Linked DNA regions of Homo sapiens: region 1 is linked to region 2. Evidence: read pairs that join two places in POLR2A ChIA-PET (ENCODE). Cell type or tissue: OCI-LY7. All regions are shown on one strand. Links, peaks and the distances in the headings refer to the core of each region. The heading gives the core; the rest is flanking DNA. Region 1 overlaps RHOBTB3 (Rho related BTB domain containing 3). Region 2 overlaps LOC124901029 (a long non-coding RNA gene).

What was found. ChIA-PET counts read pairs that join two places held together with the same protein. Peaks named below come from ENCODE experiments on the same cell type or tissue, not always from the same donor. Only the 100,000 strongest peaks of a DNase experiment are listed, where the experiment ranks them.
Region 1: POLR2A ChIA-PET joins it to region 2 with 8 read pairs; 4 of 35 experiments call an interaction of 5 or more read pairs at or near these places.

What each region holds. Positions count from the first base shown.
Region 1 is chr5:95,757,781-95,763,155 of GRCh38, reverse strand. The region is part of intron 6 of RHOBTB3 (Rho related BTB domain containing 3); the gene reads right to left. Among named protein-coding and RNA genes, the nearest start is that of RHOBTB3, 29 kb to the right of the region's middle. RefSeq lists an enhancer at 2,553-2,602. In OCI-LY7, for the core only: no CTCF peak of the experiment used is centred there; DNase peaks (open chromatin) are centred at 945, 2,145 and 2,725; H3K4me3 peaks cover 1,336 bases; H3K27ac peaks cover 2,523 bases.
Region 2 is chr5:95,838,101-95,843,475 of GRCh38, reverse strand. The region is part of intron 1 of LOC124901029 (a long non-coding RNA gene); the gene reads left to right. LOC102724720 (a long non-coding RNA gene) reads right to left here. Exons shown (of 3, transcript NR_157807.1): 2 at 5,033-5,156. Among named protein-coding and RNA genes, the nearest start is that of LINC01554, 11 kb to the left of the region's middle. RefSeq lists enhancers at 256-365, 376-495. In OCI-LY7, for the core only: a CTCF peak has its summit at 157; a DNase peak (open chromatin) is centred at 185.

The sequences.
Region 1 (5,375 bases), core at 65-5,064, 80 kb after region 2:
TCTTTCCCAAGGGTGAATTAAATCTTACCAGTTATGGGCAGCAGTGACTATCATCAGGTAGAGGAACATGCAGCAGCAACAGAATGCATTCAGAAGGTCTCAAGCATTGTCAGGGGCAGACTGGGATGCTTGAGAGCCAACTCTACAAAACCAGCCTGAGGAAGGGAGCTACTCGTCCACGTAGCTCATGTCATCGGAGCAAAATCACCCCACTGTCCTTTGCCTTTCCCTAGCCCACTTCAAAACTCTCTTCCTAGGCTCATTTCACTTCTCCCACTCTGTCAGCCTCTTTTCCTCTATGTCTTGCAAAATTCTTATTCTATGGTCAGCAAAAGCTGACCTTTTCCCCAAGGACTTCTCTTACTTGGTCTGCAGCAACTTCCTATCCAACCTCCCTGCTTCCTAACAGCCTTTTCCCCATCAAATCCATCCTATTACTCAAAGCTGGTGAGTTTTCAAAAGCACGAATCTGATCATGACATTCCAAGAGATTACACGCATCCATCCTATGATTTATAGAAGGTCCTATCTCATAAAAATATAATTCAAGAAGCCTAGTGTGGGCGGTATAGTTAGGAGACCTAGGATCCAGTTCTACCTCAGCTATTAACTACTAGTGTGATGAGTCACTTCACCTCTCTGGGTAATTCAAGACCCTTTTTTATCTGCTCTCAGTTCATTTCTTCTGATGTTTTCATTCCTGTATTCAGCACTCACCAGATGCCTTCATGGATATTGGGGAATGAGGCAGGCACATAAACACTTATTAAACCAATGAGATCAGGCAATTGCAGCCAGTCTGTACCAACTAAAACCAAATCCAATTGGAAGGGGCAGATTGCAAGTCCAGAAGCTCTCAGGCTCTTACAGCTGAGCCCTGCAGCACTAAGCACTAATGCATATCCTTTCAACTTCTCCCCACCTGGCCTTCCTAATACTTACAGTGTCTCCTGGGGGAGGGAGTCAAATGATATGTAGCATTTGCCATTTTTTGATGCTATCAACATGACATCACAGAACAAGGAAATGGGGATGATAAACACAACTGGGCTCTCACAAGCTGGTGCCAGCTCCAGCACACCACTGCTTCTTTCTGCCTTTGCTAGCTCTTTTTATGCTTTCACTGATTGCTCCCCTTCCTCCTCAAATTCTCAAAGCTGTGTAGTGTAGAAGAGCTCTATGATTTCTGTTTTTCTCTTTCTGCATGAATGCTTTTTAACTGTGTGGCCACATCCTCTTTTCCCATCTCATAAATTCTTGGGATTGTATGACCAGAAAATTTCATGTGCACACAAACATTAAAGTCAGTATAACAATGTGAGAGTGTAAGAACCCCTTAGAAGCCAATGGATCCCAGATCAATAAAATTACTCTATGCCAGTGATTATCAACCATACCTGTGTATTATAAATACCTGAGATCTTTTATAAAATACCATGAGAGGAGGTCTCATCTCCAGATCAAGTGAATTAGAATTTCTGGGCCTGAAGCCCCTGGCATCAGTGTTTTAAAATTCTCCCTGGTGACCCTAATGTGCATGGTATGCTGCTGACGGCCACTGCTTTCCCTTTAGAAATTTCAACCACTGAGTTCGAGACCAGCCTGGCCAACATGGGGAAACCCTATCTCTACTAAAAATACAAAAATTAGCTGGGCATGGTGGCGTCTGCCTGTAATCCCAGCTACCTGGGAGGCTGAGGCAGGAGAATCGCTTGAACCCAGGAGGCGGAGATTTCAGTGAGCCATGATCATGCCACTGCACTCCAGCCTGAGTGACAGAGTGAGACCCTGTCTCAAAAAAAAAAAAAAAAAAAAAGAGGAAAAAGGAAAGAAATTTCAGCCATTATCCAAACCCAGTGTTAGTGGTATGCAGGAAAGGGAACATGTAAGTATTTTTTATGTCTGCACTCATCCAATCTAAAGAAGAACATAAGTACTGTCTCTGTGTTCTTTTACATACTTATATATGTAAAAGTTACATTGTTATTTAAGTAAAAGCATATTAACTAAAAAACACCTATAAAATATCTCCATTCAGAAGATTATCTAAAAGCAAGCAAGCATCAAATAATCTAAATAGATGGAATCAGTAGCAGGTAAATCCCCACAGGCCACTGAACTGTCTGAGAACACACACAGGAAGAATCACTCACTGAAAATGAAAGTAAGACTAATTCTCAAGAGCACACTGCTGATTGGGCTGTTTTCATAATTAGAAACATTAATCAAGTCATCTTTGAGACTTTTAGGTCCTAATAAACCAGTAATCCTAAGGCTGGGACTTTCCTTTTATTTTTCCAGTGGTAAAAACATTTAACATCAGATTTACCCTCTTAGAAAACTTTAAGTATATAATGCGATATCATTAACAATAGGCACAATGTCATACAGCAGGTCTCCAGAACTTACTCATCTTGCATAACTTTACTGATTGATCAACTGCAGACAAGGGCAGGATGACATCTTGCATCACTGACTGGGATTTTCTTTAGTTAACTTCTTAAAGCACTGAATCCACTTAGACTTTTAGAGCGCATGGTATACTCATGTATACTAGGCTGTGTTTTTATGCAATACAGAAAAGGACATGCCACGGAATGATTCTAAGAACTGGAGAATGTAAACTGAAGATGAAAGCTTGCTTCCACATATTTGTCTACTCAGATGGCATTTCAATAAGTGATGTGAAACTCTAAGGGCCATCTGTGGCAGGAAGAGCTCAAAGCTAAATTCTTGAGGTTCTTACAAATACTTCACTTCCTAACCATCTGAGATCATATGACTCAAGAATGTGCAACCATAACACTGTATCAAGTATTATAAGAATGTTACAATTGTATGCCATGTAAGAATTACTCCCTGAAGACCAGGAAAGGGCTGGCTTCACTTATCACATTACTCCTCGTTCCTTAGGATTAGTAGTTAAGTACTTATACATTATGCAGTGTTTGTTGTTATTCAATAGAAAACTAACGTATACAAAACAGATATACCTTGACTGTGTCTACTGAATCAAAAATTTGAATAGGAATAGATAGGTGTAAAATGTTAACCGGACTGTTGTTAAACAGGTCGCTCCTAAATAACGAACCAAATGTTCATGGTGACATAACACACACCAAATTTCAAATTCCTAAAGGTTAAAAAAAGCATGTTATTTAAAAAGAATTAAGATATTCTTTGTAATCTGGTTCTTTAAAAAAAAAAAAAACAAGGACAGGAGATAGGCTTATTATAACTCTCTAGCCCGTGTTTGCTCAAGGCAAATATTCCTGAGCACATGATGGAGTTCAACCTCTGCTTTACCAACCCATCTGATGGGAACACAAACAAACAACTCCTGTCTTCAATGGTTCTCTAGCATAACCCAAGGGCAGACCACAGCACTTCTGTGGGAAAACCACTGCATAACTGTGCCTTAACACTTGTATTCTATTCACAGGTTTAAAAATGTTAAAACAAAAACAAAACAAAACAAGCCTGGCCCATTTACTGAAGTCTCTGAGAAAAACGTAGGTTTAAAATTTTTGTTTGATTTGATTACAAAATACATTTTTTCAAAAACAGTGTCACTTATTCATACACAAACAAATGACTAGAGGATCAAACAAAGCAATAAATGTTTAAACATTTTCTGTTGATAGTGGAATCTGGGTAAATTTTTTTCTCTTAATTTTCAGCATTTTTCAAAATTGTCTTTTCTGTGCAAATACAGCTTTGATATCTCTTTTTAACATAATGTAAATGAAACTTTTCCTTGAGCCAGAGGTTGTAATCTGTAAATAATTAAAGAATAATAAATAGATACCTGCAGAACCAGTTATTTTCCCTTTTCCTTAACCAGCATCTGGATCTCTGCAGCCCCGGGTCAATGGCCCGTGCCCCTGCTCAGACCAGACAGCACCTCCGGCTTTGGCCGTGACGTACAAGGAGAGATCACAGCCGAAATGGGACGGGTCAGTGTCAGGTTAAGAAGCCAGGACTCTGAACTGGTTGAAGACCTGTAGCTCAGCAGGCTCTCCACACCATCATGCCTGCCTGCCCTCCGATCCCTATTCCAGGCTTACTTAATTTCCACCCAACCACTAGGCATCCATTTTTCCTCGCGTCAGGGACACACAGGGCACTGAGAGCCCCAGTTCTGAATAGCACTGCATCAGTCAGCCTTACAGCTCACCCCATTTTTACTTTGAATCCTAAGCTGTTAACTTGGTAGCCTTCCTGGGCCTCTGCACTGAATTCTAGGCCCTAGTTTGCTGGTTTTGGCTGGTTCCCAGTTCTTCCAAAAGCAGGTATTCCAGCTGCTTCTGGCAGTCCAGAGATCCAGCACCACCTCGGAGACTACTGGAAATGCAGAATCTCATGCCCCACTCCAGGTAACTGAATCAGAATCTCCACAGGAACAAGATCCTCAGATGATCTGCACACACTTTAAGGTTTGAAAAGCACTGGTCTAGACGATGAAGGGCCAATGGCAGGGCCACCCACTGTCTGAATGTTGGCCTTCCTGAGGCTGATCGCCAGAGTAATGGGACCTCCTGATTGAATGCCTGTCTTGGCCGCACTGTTCCACCCTGCAACCACAACCAGAGATGAGCTTTCTAAAGCCCAGTCTGATCATGCTTAAAACTCTAGCACAAGTCTAAGAGCAGCAGGAACAGCTTCCACAGGCCTTGCCCACCTCATCACCCACCAGCCATCACCTTTCACTCTACGCTCCAGCCATGGGAAACGGCCTGTGATCCCTGGAAAGCAGCAGATACCTAGGATTACACTTTTATTAATCAAATGTCCCCAGAATATTAATCTCTTTCAAACAGTATCAGAATGAGTGCATAAAAAAATTACAACAGGTAAATGACTCCGGGGAAAGGGTCTAGGGTAGAAGGATAACTTTTTTCTTTTCTTTCTCTTTTTTTCCATCTGCCTGTATTAATTTTGCAATTAAATAAAGCACTCCCCCTAGGAGAAAGCTAGGCAGGATCAGCCACTGGAGATACATCTAGCTATTTTACTGCTACTATGTTAAAAAGGATATAAGACGTCAGAGTGCTCATATGCCTTTGAAAGTAGTCAATAATAATTGTGGAAGCCTACTGAATAATTCATGTAATTTCAACAGAAAATTATCATACAAAAGTCACATCCCTCACAGTTCCTTAAACATATGATTAAAAACATCTTTTTTCTCTTAACATGTAAACATGTTAGTTTTTCAAAATCTTAAATTCTGAACTGTGACATTCTAAGTTTAAACGTCAAAATCTATAGTACTAAATGAAGTCTTTAAATAGTTTGGCTTACTGATATGATGATGCCCGGCTACTGGAGCCTACTCTTTAATTCAACTAAAACTTACAGAGAACCCGTTGAAG
Region 2 (5,375 bases), core at 152-5,151:
TGCCAGCTACCACTTACTAAGCACCTACTCTAGGCCAGGCCCTGTGGAAAACACATTATCAGTATATCATCTCAAATGCTCCTCCCCTCTCCTCTGCGGTGAGTCCTGTGACCCTCACCAAAGAGGAAACTGGAGGCCGGAGAGATTAAGTCACTTGCTTGCATTCTGTGGCCAGTGAGTGGCAGCCGAGGAACTGGGACTGGGTCTGCCTGGGACTGAAACCACGCTCTTCACCACCACACTGTAGTGCCTTCTGTGGGCCTCTACTTCAGGAAGCCCTTTTCCAACACGTGAGCCTGAAATCACAGAATGGTGAGAACAAACGAGGGTGCCTGGAACACTGCTCAGGAGCCCCCAAAGACTCAGGAAAGCCATTGGCACGCCTCATGACCACAAGGCTGAGTGATTTCAATCTCTATGTCTGACAACGCACCACCCCGCAACGGCATGCACGGAAGATTTATAATGGGTTTTCTTCATGTATCACCCCTGCTGGTATCAAACCAGAACCACCTCTATTTTATGTAGTGTTTCTCAACCATATTTTACTCATGTGCCCTTCTGATATGTGCAAAATTCTTACTATCACCATCCCAAATGCTGGGGTGGTCCCCAGGGATTTCTTTCCTCCCACTGTGATTTTTGCATTACTCCATCTCACCTACCAGTTCCTGTAGTTTGAATTACAAAATTCCCCTCCTTTATTTTCCACATATAAAATGTTTATGTAATATTAAATATCAGAATACATCTAGACATATTTAAAATATTAACGCCCCAGATCGCGTTGGCCCCAACCAATCAGAACTGCTGCTGGTCCTTGCCGCATGCTGCTGAACTGCAGCCTAGCATTAGCCCTGTGTATACTTCCAGGAGTCCTACAATACTTCCTGGGGGCACCTCTCCCACCACCACAACTGGGAATCCTGAGCTTGGATCTAGTGTTTCTGCTAATGTTGCTATAGAATTCAACTAGGTGAGGAAGAAACAAAAATGGAGATTGCATCATTCTCTTTCTCCTTTCTTTTATGGAAACCTTCCTCCCAACCAATTGCTTCATCATGTTGGGGTTGGCCTTGCTCTCAGTACAAGGGATGGAATAATCCAAGAGGAGTAACAACAGCCAGGTGTGTCACTGTGTGTCAGAATAATGCCCCATGTGCATTAAGTTGCTATCAAGGGGCATCACCCTTTCCTCATCTCAAACTCCGACTATGAGGATATCCAGCTGGTGTCTATATGGCAGCCACCCACTTGTTCCTCCTGAGGGAATTGCCTTTGGGTTTTCAGATCATGAGGAAATGAGGCAACTAGTTTCATAATTCCTGAATGTTGACCCAGTCCTGGAAGAAGTCAACGCCCAACTGGAACATTACTGCTCTTGCCTGTGTCAGAAGAGGAACAGGATGACATGGCAGGAATCTTAAAGTGCCTCCAACACCGCCTGTGAATCAGTACTCACAGGTCAGAGCCTTCAGGGTGATGTTGAAAGGCAGGAATACTGCTCAGCCCAGCAAAATAGCAGGGCCTAAAAAAGACGGGGCCAGAGTTGGGGGGAAGGAAAAAACAAATTAAGTGCATGTCGGACACCATCTGCTGATTCCCAAAACTAATAGGAAGGTCTTTGCAAGGATTGCCATTCTCTACTGGAAGATTCAGAGGAGAAAAAAAAAACTGTGCAACAAATGCTATATTTTTGTTCACAAACATAAGGTATATTCAATTCAATCCAATTTTATGGAGAGCCTCTGGGTCAGACTGCAGGGCATGTAAAGGTGCATTCTCTTCATCTCTCCACTAATGCACATAAGGGGAGCTTAGTCCAGAAATTTCTGGGATTCAGAGGAGGGAAAAAAACTGAAATATCAACCCTTGAGATATTTTTAGTATCACCTCAAATCTCCAATGCCTTGGCTGGGGAAACCCCAAAGTTCCCCAATATTAGCAATTCCCCAGGATTTCAACTCTCTGGGTCCTCTGACCTCAAGCTCCTGAGTACCCCCCAGGTACCTCTGAGCTCTCCAAAAGAAAACACTCACACAGAAAGGAAAGTCATGTTGGAAACTCCAATAACAGGAGACTGGTTGAATGTATGAGGGTACATTCACAAAATGGAATTGTGAGTAGCATTCTAAAAATGAGTTAGGGGTACATCTGCTCAAGGTCAATTGTGAAGTGACCAGGGCTGGGGTGGAACAGCAGCAGAAATGATACTGTTTAAGAAAAAATACATGAAGGGCATCCCCAGAAGGAGAAACGAGAAACTGGTAACAGTGGTTGCTTTTGGGGAGAGGAACTGAAGCTAGGGGTCAGGAATGAGAGGAAGTACACATTTCTATAGGAGTTTTTGTAACAATAAATCACAGCTACTTTAAAAATTTTCCAAGGAGGAATTGGGGTAAGAGAAGCCATCACATGTAAACTTTGGGGAACCAGGTTCAACTTCACTGAAGATGCCCTAGAGGAGGAACAGAAGAGCTTTAGATCCATATCCCACAGAAAATGCTAGTTATTGCTGGTTCCAAAGTTCCTTTTAGAACACCTGCTACCAGGATCTCCTCCCCTGGCTTTCCTGCATCACCCCTTTGGCTCTGTTGGGTTTTTTCATGCCATACACCAGACTTTAATTCTACCCTCTTCTTCAAAGCCACTGGATGGAAACGCCCTCCCTCAATGATCTGCTTAAACCAACAAATCTATATAGGTCGTGTGAATCACTCCACTACCCTAGAGCATAAGAATTGCCACATTTTGGCCGGGCGCGGTAGCTCATGCCTGTAATCCCAGCACTTTGGGAGGCTGAGGTGGGCGGATCATGAGGTCAAGGGATGGAGACCACCCTGGGCAACGTGGTGAAACCCCGTCTCTACCCAAAATACAAAAATTAGCTGGGCGTGGTGGCGGGTGCCTGTAGTCCCAGCTACTCAGGAGGCTGAGGCAAGACAATCACTTGAACTCAGGAGGCGGAGATTGCAGTGAGCCCAGATCACACCAGCCTGGCGACAGAGTGAGACTCTGTCTCAAAAAAAAAAAAAAAAAAAAAAAACACAATTGCCACATTTCTTAATTTCTCTAAAGAAAATTAAATCTGGCCCAGACCCCAATCACCTTGTGCTTATCCCTCCCTTGGGAAGATCAAAGAAGTCTAGAGTCCTAGAGTTTCCACCATTCAGGAACATTGGGCAGGGGCCTTTAGTGCAGCATGGTAGCCAGTGAGCTGCTTATTGTCCAGGTCCCCAGGACGATGCCCCCATCTGCAGGCTCCTCTGGTGGCCCCCACCATCTCCAGGTCAGACGAGGTCTTTGGCCCTTTCACTTGGCTCCCAGTTCCTGAGACTCCGGGTCTCATCCCTAGGTGTCCATGGCCTCAGTTCACTCAGTTCACCTGAGATGTACATCTCAACTTGGGTGCTGGATGGTGAGTGGCATGCAAGTCCCCACCACTCAAGACTGGCCACTCTCTCTCTACCATCAGAGCCAGGCCACTCCCTTCTTCTCAAAGCCTAGTTGCTGTCTCCTACCTTTCTCCAGCTTACATTTCAAAACAATATCTCCATTCTAAAAAGCAAAAGAGCTTAGTGTTTGTCCATTCCACACCCAGGACAAGGGAATCAAGAACTCAGAACACAAAGGCCTGTCTGTTCATGCTGTAAGGGGGAAGAGGAAGTTACCTGCACAGCAAAGCAACTCCACTCAGGATTAACCCACCACTCTGCTACACCCTCCTCTCAGTAAATCTTTGTGCTTCACGTGGCAGAAAATACTTTCCATAAATAAATGGGGATACACCCAAAGGGAGGTGAGGGCCGTTGTTAGCCAGGGTCCTTGAGACTCAGTTTCCTGGATTGAACGTCACGGGGAGTAAATTTCATAGTGAAACAGCACCTCACAGAGTAGGTAAACTTCCCAAGACTTGGCAGAGAAGCCTGTGTGCCAAGTGAATTTTCTGCCTTCCGGCAAAGACGGAAAAGACACCTTTGAGTGGGTTTTCCACTGAGGAAGAAAGGTCTCTAGAAGGAGCATAAGTCCAAGAGGACCCCTGGGGTTCCAATTTAGTTGTTCCGGGTTGGGGCCCAGACAGGTATTTTTAAAGCTTCCCAGGAGACTCTCCTGTGCAGACAGGTTGAAAGCTGGTTATGTAAAGGCCTAAGGCGTTGTGTTTCCTCTGTTCCAGGGGTTGGTTTCCCAACCCCAGTCTCCATTTCCCCATCGCCCAGCCTCACATCAACACCTGCTGTGTGTTCTCCAAGCTTCTATGCTCCCCACAGTCTCCAGGCCAACACGTTTGGATGCCAAAATCCCCTGATCATGTTTAGGGCCCCTTCTCCTCCTGGGTCCCCCTTGTAGTATCCCAGATGCTGAAGTGGAGGCCTCGGAACCCTCACTTAGGCATTAGAGGGAGCATGGCTGGCACTAGCCTAAACAGCTGAGACCCTTTCGCCTTGGTAGCCAGACAGGATGCAGAGGGCAGCCACAGAGTACCACAGCAGGCTTTGGGGACGCTGGAGAGTGGTGGCCCAGGGTTACCACAGCTGTGCCTTATGTCCCCATCTCCTCAGCTGGCAGGGCCTGGACTCCCTCTTCCATGCTGTCCTCCCCTCATTGTGGAGATGGACCTATTCTCACTTCTCTTCTGTTCCTTCACCAGCTTCACTTGCTGTGAGGTCAAAGATTTCATTCCTGCTACTGAGACACGTGACTGATTACTCTTGGAGCAGTGAAGTCCTGGGAAGGACATGGGGATCAGTCAGGCTGGTTTAGATTAGCCTATGTGACTCCAGGTTGCCCTGTTGGTTCTATTGTAATGGACAGGCCTGGTCCCATGGTTGGCTCCAAACCTCCCCAGTCAGCATCCTCTGTGTCAGTGTTTCCAACCCTCATTGTAAAAAGCTACCTTTCCCAGATTTTTGATAGGGGATTCAGAAGACTGACTTGTTGCCACCGCCCCGCCCCACACCACCCCTTCCTCAGCTTGCCCTGTGCCTGAGTGTTTTCAGGAATCCAGTTAGAGCCAGGCAAGCAGGGCTCTTACCTTGAGCGGAAGGACCTCGGAGGCTGCGTCGTGAAGACTTTCCATCAGGGGCTGTTGTTTTGCCCTTTGAGACCAGCCGCTCTGGCAGCATCTTAGTGGGAGCCAAGAGTCAGATGTTCCTTCCCTGTGGGATGATGGTGTCATTGTCAGAAAGCGCCCTCCATTTCTGATCATCTGCTGCTTCTGTCACAAGCAGACTGGCTCTCCCCAGTGCCAACGCCTATTCCTGCATGTCAGCTATGGCACAGGGCCTGGGGACTGTCTCACGCTCCAGCACTTAGGCATCACCAGCCACACAAAGACAGCCTGTTTTCTTCCTTCCTCCCCACTGCCATGTCACTGC